Linked DNA regions of Homo sapiens: region 1 is linked to region 2. Evidence: chromatin contacts called from ENCODE Hi-C or POLR2A ChIA-PET data. All regions are on one chromosome and are shown on one strand. Each heading gives the region's core, a stretch centred on a gene start or an enhancer-like site at or near the end of the contact. The rest is flanking DNA. Distances are from core to core; before and after follow the strand shown. Region 1 overlaps SMURF2 (SMAD specific E3 ubiquitin protein ligase 2). Region 2 overlaps SMURF2 (SMAD specific E3 ubiquitin protein ligase 2).

Region 1 (5,462 bases), core at 2,367-4,866, 50 kb before region 2:
CTATTTTTGTAGCCCTATTTGTTGAAAATACTTTTGTTTCCTCCATTGAATTGTCTTGGCACCTTGGTAGAAAATCAGTTGACAGGCCAGGTGCGGTTGCTCATGCCTATTCTTTGGGAGGCCGAGGCAGGAGGCTCACATGAGGTCAGGAGTTCTAGACCAGCCTGGCCAACATGGCAAAACCCCGTCTCTACTAAAAATAAAAAATTAGCCAGGTGTGTGGCAGGTGCCTGTCATCCCAGCTACTCGGGAGGCTGAGGCAAGAGAATCACTTGAACCCAGGAGGTGGAGGTTGCAGTGAGCTGAGATTGTGCCACTGCACTCCAGCCTGGGCGACAGAGCGAGATTCTGTCTCAAAACAAACAAACAAACAAATCAGTTGACAGTATACATAGAATTCTATTTCTGGACTCTCCTGTGTTTTCTTTATGATTCTACCCTTTAAGTTTATTTGTTTTAACACTATGCTGTCTTGATTACTATAGCTTTAAAATAAAGCAGCTTTCAAACAAATTGAGTCTTTGATTTAGGATCTTGTAGTGCTTTGGAGCGGCTGTTTAATTTGTTCAGCCAATAAGTATTTATCATTTTTGATCTGTGACAGATATTATTTTTATTACGTGGTGCCATAAATGCAGATATAAGAAATTAGGAAAAGCCTAGATTGGGCCCTGTAGTTTTCCTTTCAGAATTTCTATTATGAACCTTACATTTTAAAATTATTAGTCTTTTTCATCTCTTACTGATGTGATGAAAGAGGATTGCAACAACCATGACTTAACGTAAGTGTCTGTTTACCAGCTATCAGTCATGTTTTTGGAAAAAGGTGGGATATAAAGAATAAACATATCTAAAATGTGACCATAGAAAAGAAAGGAGGTGATTGGTGTGTTAAGTGTGGGTTGGATTATGAGTATTTATCGTTTTTGCTTGTATTATTATTTTTGTGACAGGGTCTCTGTCACCCAGGCTGCAGTGCAGTGGCACAATCAGAGCTCACTGCGATCTTGAACTGGGCTCAAGTGATCCTCCCGCCTCAGCCTTCTGAATAGCTGGGTTACAAACATCCATCACCGTGCCCAGCTAATTTTTTTATTTTTTGTAGACATGGGGCCTCACTGTGTTACCCAGGCTGGTCTTGAACTCCTGGCCTCAAGTGATCCCCTGCCTTGGCTTTCCAAAGTGCTGGGATTACAGGTCTGAGCCATTGCTGCGCCTGGCCTGTTTTTGCTTGCATTATTTTATGTGTATATTTTTTCTTTTCTTTTCTTCTCTTTTTTTTTTTTTCTGAGGTAGGGTCTTGCTCTGTCGCCCAGGCTGGAATGCAGTGGCACGATCTTGGCTCACTGCAACCTCCACCTCCTGGGTTCAAGCAGTTCTTCTGCCTTGGCCTCTGGAGTAGCTGGGACTACAGGCGCGCGCCACCATGCCCGTGTAATTTTTATATTTTTAGTAGAGACAGGGTTTCACCATGTTGCCAGGCTGGTCTTGAACTCCTGACATCAAATGATCCACCCGCCTCAGCCTCCCAAAGTGTGGGATTACAGGCGTGAGCCACCGCGCCCAGCTTTATGTGTATATTTTTTCTCCAAGGCAAAAGAAAGGAAGAAACTTAATTTTATTAAAATGTAAGCATATATATATACACAAAAATATATATATTTCTGAGACAGCCTTGCTATGTCGCCCAGGCTGGAGTGCAATGGCGCGATCTCAGCTCACTGCAACCTCCGCCTCCTGGGTTCAAGTGATTCTCCTGCTTCACCCTCCCAAGTAGCTGGGATTACAGGCACCCGCCACCATGTATTTTTAGTAGAGACAGGGTTTTGCTGTGTTGGCCAGGCTGTTCTTGAATTCCTGACCTCAGGTGATCAGCCTACCTCGGCCTCCCAAAGTGCTGGGATTACAGACGTGAGCCGCCGCGCCCAGCCAGCAGATTTTTTTTTTTTTAACCACCGTGCATTCCTAGGCACTGTCACAAAGCAGAAATCCATAATGTAGATCTCATTTTCTATGTAAGATATACTTGGTAATTTTGTTTTTTTGAGACACAGTCTCACTGTATTGCCCAGGCACGATCTCCACTCACTGCAACCTCAGCCTCTCAGGTTCAAGCAATTCTCCTGCCTCAGCCTCCCCAGTAGCTGGGATTACAGGTGCCTGCCACTACACCCAGCTAATTTTGTATTTTTAGTAGGCATGAGGTTTCACCATGTTGGTCAGGCTGGTCACGAACTCCTGACCTCAAGTGATCCGCCCACCTCGGCCTCCCAAAGTGCTGGGATTACAGGCATGAGCCACTGTGCCTGGTCATTTTATGAGAGGTAGTCAGAATGTTGTGGAGAGTATAGAATTGGAGGCAGAAAATGTGAGTTCGTATCCTAGTTATGCCATGTATAAGCTTTGTGCATCTAAGCAAATCACTTATTTTCTCTGTGCTTGTGCCTTTAGTTATAAATGCATGCTTAAAATGACAGCGTTAAAACCAGGTGTGAAAATACCAAAAAAAAAAACAAAAAACAAAAAACCCGTGTGATGGTGTGTGCCTGTAATCCCTGCTGTCTAGGAGGCTGAGACTGGAGGATTGCTTGAGCTCAGGAGTTCGAGACCAGCCTGGGCAACATAGTGAGACATGGTCTCAAAAAAAAAAAAAAAAGGCAAGTCTTATTTATTTTAGCAATATGATGGAATAATGTACATGAAAGATACTGTTCAAGGTGTAAAGTTTTTTGTAAACGTACTTTGTCATTTTTGACCACGGATTTTGTTTTAAAGAAATTGGTGAAAACCGATTATATTTTATAAGAGCAGGTACGACATTAATAATGATTAATATATATTTATTTAAATGATACATGTCTTTTAAAGTAAGCATTTTGGATTGAAATCCTAGCTAGGCAAGAAAAAAAAGGCATAAATGTCTTGTATCAGCATATCATGAAGTATTCATATAATGAAATATAATTAGGTATTTATGTTTCAATATTTTAATCAAATATTTTCAATATTTTATTTTTGAGATGGTGTCTCGCTCTGTCACTCAGGCTGGTGTGCAGTGGTGCAATCTCAGCTCACTGCAACTTCTGCCTCCCTGGCTTAAGCAGTTCTCCCACCTCAGCCTTCCCAGTAGCTGGGACTACAGGCACGCACCACCATGCCTGGCTAATTTTTTGTATTTTTAGTAGAGACAGGGTTTCACCATGTTGGCCAGGTTGTTTCTCAAACTCCTTATCTTAAGTGATACGCCCGTTGCAGCCTCCCAAAGTGCTGGGATTACAGGCATGAGCCACTGCACCCGGCCTCAATATTTTAAATATTTAAAAATATATTTTTATAAACCATTTTTATCTTAATATGGCAGCCATTTAACCGATTAACTATACTTCTCTGTTCCTTCCATCCCCCAATGTTTGGTAAGAAGTAGAAGATGGCTCAGGATTTTGGAGTTGGATTGTAGATTGGGGAGCTGTTTGGATGAACTCTTTATGACTTGATAAATTCCTCTGTAGCATGCTGGCGCTTTCAAAAGTAGCCTGTAGCGTCACCTCTTGCCAGTAGATGGGGGTATTTCTGCACTGATAGATGTCAGGGTATGTAAAAACCTGTAAAACTGAAACCCAAAGTCTAAATGAGTGTGCTTGGAATAAATGGTGTTGAAGAGTTAGAAACTGAAAATTTGACTCCAATGTGTAATGAAAAATCATACTTTAGTGTGAGCTTTCTTATGTAAACTCTTTAAATGCTACATGTTGTAGGAGTAGATAGTAGAGTTGCAAACATTAGTAATTCTGTTTTTATTTTTGTGATTTTTGTGTCATCAGGCTTTACATGTAACTTTCTTCCTCCAGTGAAGAAGAAAACACTGATTGGTTGGTAAGATTATTCAGAATTGTATGAATCTAATACCATAAATAAGGTTGATAGAGATTTTTTACAGTTGAACTTGGGGAATTTTGTAGAGAAAGAAGGATGGAAAAAAAACTATAAGGAAAAGTAAAACGGCATTTGATAGATTCAAAATACCATCTCTAACATAGTGCTGCATATGTAGTACTTCAATAAATTGTGTGTGTGTGTGTGTTTTGTTTTTTGTTTTTGTTTTTGTTTGAAACAGGGTCTCACTCTGTCGCTCAGGCTTATGGCTCACTATAGCCTTGACCACCTGGGCTCAAGTAATCCTCCTGCCTCTGCCTCCTGAGTAGCTGAGACTATAGGTATGTGGCACCATGCTGGTGTAATTTTTAAATTTTTTGTAGAAATGGAGTCTCATTATGTTGCCCAGGCTGGTCTCAAACTCCTGGCTTCAAACAGTCCTCCAGTCTTGACCTCCCAGAATGCTGGAGTTACATGTGTGAGCCATTTGTGAATTAAAGAATGATGAAATTGAAAACAGGCTTTCGTGATCTCAGGGACCTCAGTTGAAACAAATAAGATCTCTCTTTGTGATGTCATTATTGAATTAACTAACATTTATACCTTAGTAATTTCAACATCATTAAGTTATAAAGATATAGGACTGAAGTGTTCATTTGTTAATATTTGACTTGATGGATAGAACTGTTTTACCACACTGCAAATTTTGCTGCTTAACAAAATGAAGATCACTAACATTCACTGGAATAAAATCTGTTGCTGGATTATCATCTAAGAAAAGTCACATGTAAGTAGTCTGTCAATGTTAGGAAGATAATTTAACATTTTTTTTTAGAGTTCTATGGTTTTAAGATATTCTCATTTATTGTCTCATTTAATTACTATTGAGATCCTGTTTTTTTTTTTTTTTTTTTTTTTTTTTTTTTTTTAAGAGATAGGGTCTCACTGTGTTGCCCAGGCTGGAGTGCAGTGGCATGATCGTAGCTCACTTACAGCCTGGAACTCCTAGGCTCAAGCAGTCTTCCTGCTTCAGCCTCCTGAGTAGCTAGGACAATAGTTGCTCACCACTGTGCCTGGCTAATTAAGAAAAAAAGTTTTTAAGGACTGGGTCTCACTGTTGCCCAGGATGGTCTTGAACTCTGGGTTTCAAGCAGTCCTCTCACCTCAGCCTCCCTGGTAGCTGGAATTACAGACATGAGCCACTGTGTCTACCAAGGTGTCTTTGTAGGTAATCTGAACCAGTGAAAGTGAAATGAGCACCTTTTATCTGACGAAATTTGTTCCCTAAATCTTTTTTTTTTTTTTTTTAGACAGAGTCTTACTCTGTCACCCGGGCTGAAGTGCAATGGCATGATCTCGGCTCACCGCAACCTCCCCCTCCTGGGTTCAAGCGATTTGCCTTCATCAGCCTCCGGAGTAACTGGGATTACAGGTGCCTGCCACCACCATGCTTGGCTAATTGTTGTATTTTTAGTAGAGACAGGGTTTCACCATGTTGGCCAGGCTGGTCTCAAGCTCCTGACCTCAGGTCCGCCCGCTTCAGCCTCCCAGAGTGCTGGGATTACGGGTGTGAACCACCGTACCCGGCC
Region 2 (5,521 bases), core at 1,827-4,326:
TGTCTCACTAACTTCAGAAAACCTGATAGTTTTTGACCACATGGGAGTAACTTGGCTCTCAAGTTAAATTTTTGGAGAATAATATAATCAGGTTAAGTTGAAACCTATGTATTTTTTTATTAAGGTATTGAACTGGTGTTTTTGTTTACTGTGTTATTTAACAGAAAGGGAACATAAAAGGCTGTGACTTTCCTACTTAATTAAGGATCTGGAAGCCACATTTTGTATGGAAAAAATTGTTTTTCTTTTATTATTTTATTTTTTTATTTCAATAAGTTTTGGGGGAACAGATGGTGTTTGATTACATGAATAAGTACTTTAGTGGTGATTTCTGAGATTCTGGTGGACCCATCACCCAAGCAGTGTACACTGTACCCAGTGTATAGTCTTTTATCCCCTGTTACCCCCACCCTTTCCCCCAGTCCCCATAGTCCAGTATATCATTCTTACGCCTTTGCATCCTCATAGCTTAGCTCCCACATGTGACTGAGAACATACGATGTTAGGTTTTCCATTCTTGAGTTACTTCACTTAGAATAATAGTCTCCAATTTTATCCAGGTTGCTGTGATTATTTCTTTTTAATGGCTGAGTAGTATTCCATGGTGTATGTATGTATATGTGGTGTGTGTGTGTGTATATGTAGGTGTGTATATATATATATACACACACATATAATTATATATAAATATATACATATATAATTATATAATATAAACATATATATACACACACACATATACACACACACACACACCACATTTCTTTACCCACTCGTTGATTGATAGGTGTTTGGGCTGCTTCAGTATTTTTGCAATTGTGAGTTGTGCTGCTACAAACCTGCGTGTGCAAGTATCTTTTTCGTATAATGACTTCTTTCCCTCTGGGTTAATACCTAGTAGTGGGATTGCTAGATCAAACAGTAGATCTACTTTTAGTTCTTTAAGGAATCTCCACACTGTTTTCCGTAGTGGTTGTACTAGTTTACATTACTACCAGCCGTGTAAAAGTGTTCCCTTTTCACTGCATCCATGCCAACATCTGTTATTTTTAAATTTTTTGATTATGGCCATTCTTGCAGGAGTGAGGTGGCATCGCATTATAGTTCTGATTTGCATTTCCCTGATACTTAGTGATGCTGAGCATTTTTCATTATGCTTATTGGCCTATCTTGTTGATATATCTTTTTTTGAGAATTGTCTATTGATGTCCTTAACCCACTTTTTGATGGGATTGTTTGATTTTTTCTTGCTGATTTGTTTGAGTACTTTATAGATTCTGGATATTAGTCCTTTGTCAGCTGTTGTTTTTCTTAATCCTTAATCTTTTTTTCCACTGAGATAGGGTCTTGCTCTGTCAACCAGGTTGGAGTGCAGTGGCATGATCATGGCTCACTGCAGCCTCGGCCTCCCAGGCTCAAGCAATCCTCCCATTTTAGCCTCCTGAGTAGCTGAGACTACAGACGTATGCCACCATGCTTGGCTAACTTTTAAATTATTTTGTGGGGGATGGGGGGTGGTCTTACTATGTTGCCCAGGCTGGTTTCAAACTCCTGGGCTCAAGTGATCCTTTCGCCTCAGCCTCCCAAAGTGCTGAAATTACAGGTGTGAGCTACTGTGTCTGGCCAGTCCTTAATTCTTTTTCATTTTATTTTTTTAAAAAAGCAAGAAACCAGAGAGACTTAATTCTTCAACTAGTTTAATAACACCCAAAGGGAAAGTTTAGAAATGTGATTTTTTTGTTTTTGCTCATAAATACACATTTATATGTTTATTTATTTAAATAGTAGAGTGAAAATAACAAGATAGAGTGAATTCTTCCCAGGAGGAAATCTTCATTTATTGAGGGTGGAGGTAAAAACATTCTTCCATTGAACACATTTATAAATGGTTAGGTGTTACTGAAATACTATGCATAGCACTCAGCTTCAAGAACAATATAGTCAAATAGATTTAATACCCTAACTTACCAAGTTTCTTTGAAACTTAACGCCTAAATTTTGGTCCTCCTTTATTATTTGGAAGCGATAGATCACAGAATCATAGAATTGGGGAACTGATAGGTGATTTGTCTGTCCTTGAAACTTGGCAAATTAGTATCTTAAAAAAATTAGCATTGATACCAACATGCAAAATTTCTCCAGTCACCAACACTTAACGCTGTTTTGTTCTAGTATTTTCAGCTGTCCACAGGAAATCTACTCTATCCCAATGTCTAACACATGAAGTGACATTTTTGTCTCTCTAACATTTTTAGTTCCACCTTTTAAATTTTTGTCAAAAGAATCATTTTCATTATTGCTTTGGGCTGAAAACTGTATTGTCATCTTTGATACAAGTTTCTTATTAATTTGTATTAGATCTTTCAGAATAGCTCTCTTGTCATTTCCTTTCCCTTTCCACATGACTTCCCTCATTCAGGGTCTTTTCATCCTACTGTTGGATAATTACAACAGCTTCATATATGGTCTGCCTCTAGTCTTTCTTTCTCCTAGTGGGCCCTGAATACCACTGATAGAAAAATATGACTGTAGTTACAGCCATGCTCAAGAACCTGAAATGGCTCCCTGTTATCTACCTCAATCAGTCCAAGCCCTGTTGCCCGACTTTTAAGCCTCTCTTACTGGGTCAGTCATATTTCCAATAGTATTTACTTTTACACCTTAGCACAAGCTCTTTGGTTAGACTCTTCAAAGTCTTTTAAATATTGTATTGTCATACCCTCCTTGGTGCTCTTCCTTTTGCTAGGAAAGTCCTCCTTCTCCTGTATGCCCTTTAAAGCAGCAGCCCCCAACCTTCGGCACAGGGACCGGTTTCATGCAAGACAGTTTTTCCAAGGACATGGGGAGCAGGGGATGTGTTGGGATGAAACTGTTCCATCTCAGATCATCAGACTTTAGATTCTCATAAGGAGCGCACAACCTAGATCCCTTGCAAGCGCAGTTCACCATAGGGTTCCAGCTCCTATGAGCATCTAATGCTGCCGCTGATCTGACAGAAGGCGGAGCTCAGGCTGTAATGCTTACTCTCCCACCGCTCACTTCCTGCTTTGTGGTCCGGTTGTAACAGGCCACGAACCTGTACCGGCCCATGGTGCAGAGGTTGGAGACGCCTGCCTTAAAGCCCAGATGAGTTCCCTCCTCCCTCAAAGCCCTTTCTTTACTGTTCAGATTCAAACCTTTTCTCCTGTTTTTCTGAGCTCTTACTTGTACTCACTGTTGGACCACGTAGTAAATAAGAGGTAAAATACAGCATAGTGGTTAAGAGCATGAAGTCGAGAGCCAGACATGGGTTTAGAATCTACACTTTAGATTCTGGCCCTGCCATTTACTACTCTGTGACCTTGGGCTAGTTAATTGACCCCCTTGTGCCTTGGTTTCCTCATCAGTAAAATAGGGATAATAACAGTGTTTACCTCGTAGGGTTATTGTAAGGATTAAGGATAAATGTATTTAGAATAGTACCTAACATAGTGATATAAGTGTTTGCGTTACAATCAGTATCACTAAGCACTTGTTTATTCTCAGGTATTTTTGGTTTTGTTTTTCATGTATAGTATTTTTATTTTTCCAATTAGATAGTAAGCTCTTTTAAGGCAGAGTGTTACATCTTTTGTTTCAGTCTGATTTTTCCTGGTAGTTATTCAGCAAAACTCATTTGCTAATTTGATTTCTCTGTAGCCTGTGTTCCTGTATAAAAACCTTTAATAAGCTTTTTCTTTAAATGAGCTACTGAGGGAGACATTTGGAAAGAAAAAGCCATGAATGGTTACAAGAATTCATGTAACCATTCATGACCCCATTCCTCGGGTCAGAGGGCTGGTAACAACCTATTAAAAACTTCCACATTATGAGGTAACCTCTAGATTTTGGTAGTTTAAACTGGGACTATTTTGAGACAGAAACGAGAAAAAATATAGTTTTGGTATTTAATGTAGAAGTAACTTTAGTCTTTTTTTTTAAAAAATGGACTATTCATTTATAGCTAAATGTTAAACTTTTTTAAAAGAATGGAATAATCTTTTGTAGCAAATGGAATGCTTGTATAATTAATCTTCTATCTTAAATGTCAAATTATTAATTTTAGAAAATCTTTTTTCACAGGACTTCCTGATCCATTTGCTAAGGTGGTGGTTGATGGATCTGGGCAATGCCATTCTACAGATACTGTGAAGAATACGCTTGATCCAAAGTGGAATCAGCATTATGACCTGTAGGTTTCAACAATTAGTTTGAAATGGAACATATCATTAAATTATTTGATATAGTCTTTGAAAATAATCATGGGAAATGATCTGGGTTTCATCTGTGGTATAATTTGGTCATCACAAAAGGGGTAAAGAAAAGCCCAGTGGGAATGTGCTTTGGCTTATAGACAGGTTTTGAAAGATGAGGTATCTCTAAAATTCTATGAAGAAGAAAATGAAACTGGCTCACAGTAGAGCAATCCCCCACCTCTTTTTTCAATTAAATAAAGGTATTAATTCACCACTTTAGACCAATTATAAAACCAGAAATAAGGATTTGGGTTGCACTGAATAGGCTTCTTTTTGCCTTTATATGGATGGTTTCTTTCTTTTAAATTTTATTTTAAACCATTGGAGTATATGCACCTTTTTAAAAAGGCAAATGATACAATAAAGCTTTTACTGGAAAACAGCAAGTTCCCTGCTCCATTCTCATTCCTGATTCCCATCCTCAAGGCAACTGCTTTAATAACTTTGGCTGTTTATTCTGGTATTTTCATCTGTTTCTAGATATGTATTTTATTTTATAGCATCACAGTTTTCTTTTTTTAGTTTTAGGTAATTTTTTTTTTTTTTTGAGACAGTCTTGCTCTGTCACCCAGGTTGGAGTGCAGTGGCACCATCTCGGCTCACTGCAATCTCTGTCTCCTGAGTTCAAGCATTTCTCCTGTCTCAGCCTCCCGAGTAGCTGGGACTACAGGTGCCCACCACCACATTCAGCTAATTTTTGTATTTTTAGTAGAGATGGGATTTCACCATGTTGGCCAGGCTGGTCTCGAACTCCTGACCTCAAGTGATCCGCCTGCCTCGGTCTCCCAAAGTGCCGGGATTACAGACATGAGCCACTGCGCCCAGCCTAGTTTTAGGTATTTTTGAATTTCCTACCTAGAAGATGATTCGGCTTTATTTTTTATTATTAAAAATTCTTTTAAAATTAGAAACAGTCTCACTCTATTGCTCAGGCCAGAGTGCAGTGGCATAATCATAGCTCAGTGTAGCCTCTAACTCCTGGACTCAACTGATCCTCCCACCTCACCCTCCTCAGTAGCTGGAACTACAGGTGCATGCCACCATGCCCAGCTAATTTTTTTTTTAAGGTAATTTTTTGTAGAGATGGGGTCTTGCTATATTGCCCAGTCTGGTCTTGAATTCCTGGGCTCAAGATTCTCCCTCCTTGGCCTCCCAAAGTATTTGGATTACAAGCGTGGGCTGTGATGCCCAGCCCAGTGGTTCAGCTTTTAAAATTGGTATTCAGCATCCCCATTCTCATGACACAA

What was found. Hi-C counts contacts between places; a loop is a spot of excess contacts on that map. ChIA-PET counts read pairs that join two places held with the same protein, here RNA polymerase II (POLR2A). Pooled maps may share reads with other maps.
Region 1: a loop to region 2 is called in a map of CD4-positive, alpha-beta T cell, with 7 times the contacts of the local background. The contact joins two enhancer-like sites. A Hi-C loop is called at or near these places in 20 of 168 maps with a recorded cell type or tissue (B cell, CD4-positive, alpha-beta T cell, CD4-positive, alpha-beta memory T cell and 13 more), 22 of 37 single-sample maps with no recorded cell type and 22 of 50 pooled maps. POLR2A ChIA-PET finds 5 or more read pairs at or near these places in 16 of 52 experiments (AG04449, BJ, CD4-positive, alpha-beta T cell and 10 more).

Annotation. Positions count from the first base shown.
Region 1 is chr17:64,647,399-64,652,860 of GRCh38, reverse strand. All of the region lies in intron 1 of SMURF2 (SMAD specific E3 ubiquitin protein ligase 2), which reads left to right. Among named protein-coding and RNA genes, the nearest start is that of SMURF2, 12 kb to the left of the region's middle. Within about 2 kb of position 3,616, at least 2 of the 41 ENCODE cell types and tissues checked have a DNase peak (open chromatin) inside an H3K27ac peak, as active enhancers do.
Region 2 is chr17:64,597,071-64,602,591 of GRCh38, reverse strand. SMURF2 (SMAD specific E3 ubiquitin protein ligase 2) reads left to right here. Exons shown (of 19, transcript NM_022739.4): 3 at 4,102-4,210. Among named protein-coding and RNA genes, the nearest start is that of SMURF2, 62 kb to the left of the region's middle. RefSeq lists a silencer at 1-32. Within about 2 kb of position 3,076, at least 4 of the 41 ENCODE cell types and tissues checked have a DNase peak (open chromatin) inside an H3K27ac peak, as active enhancers do.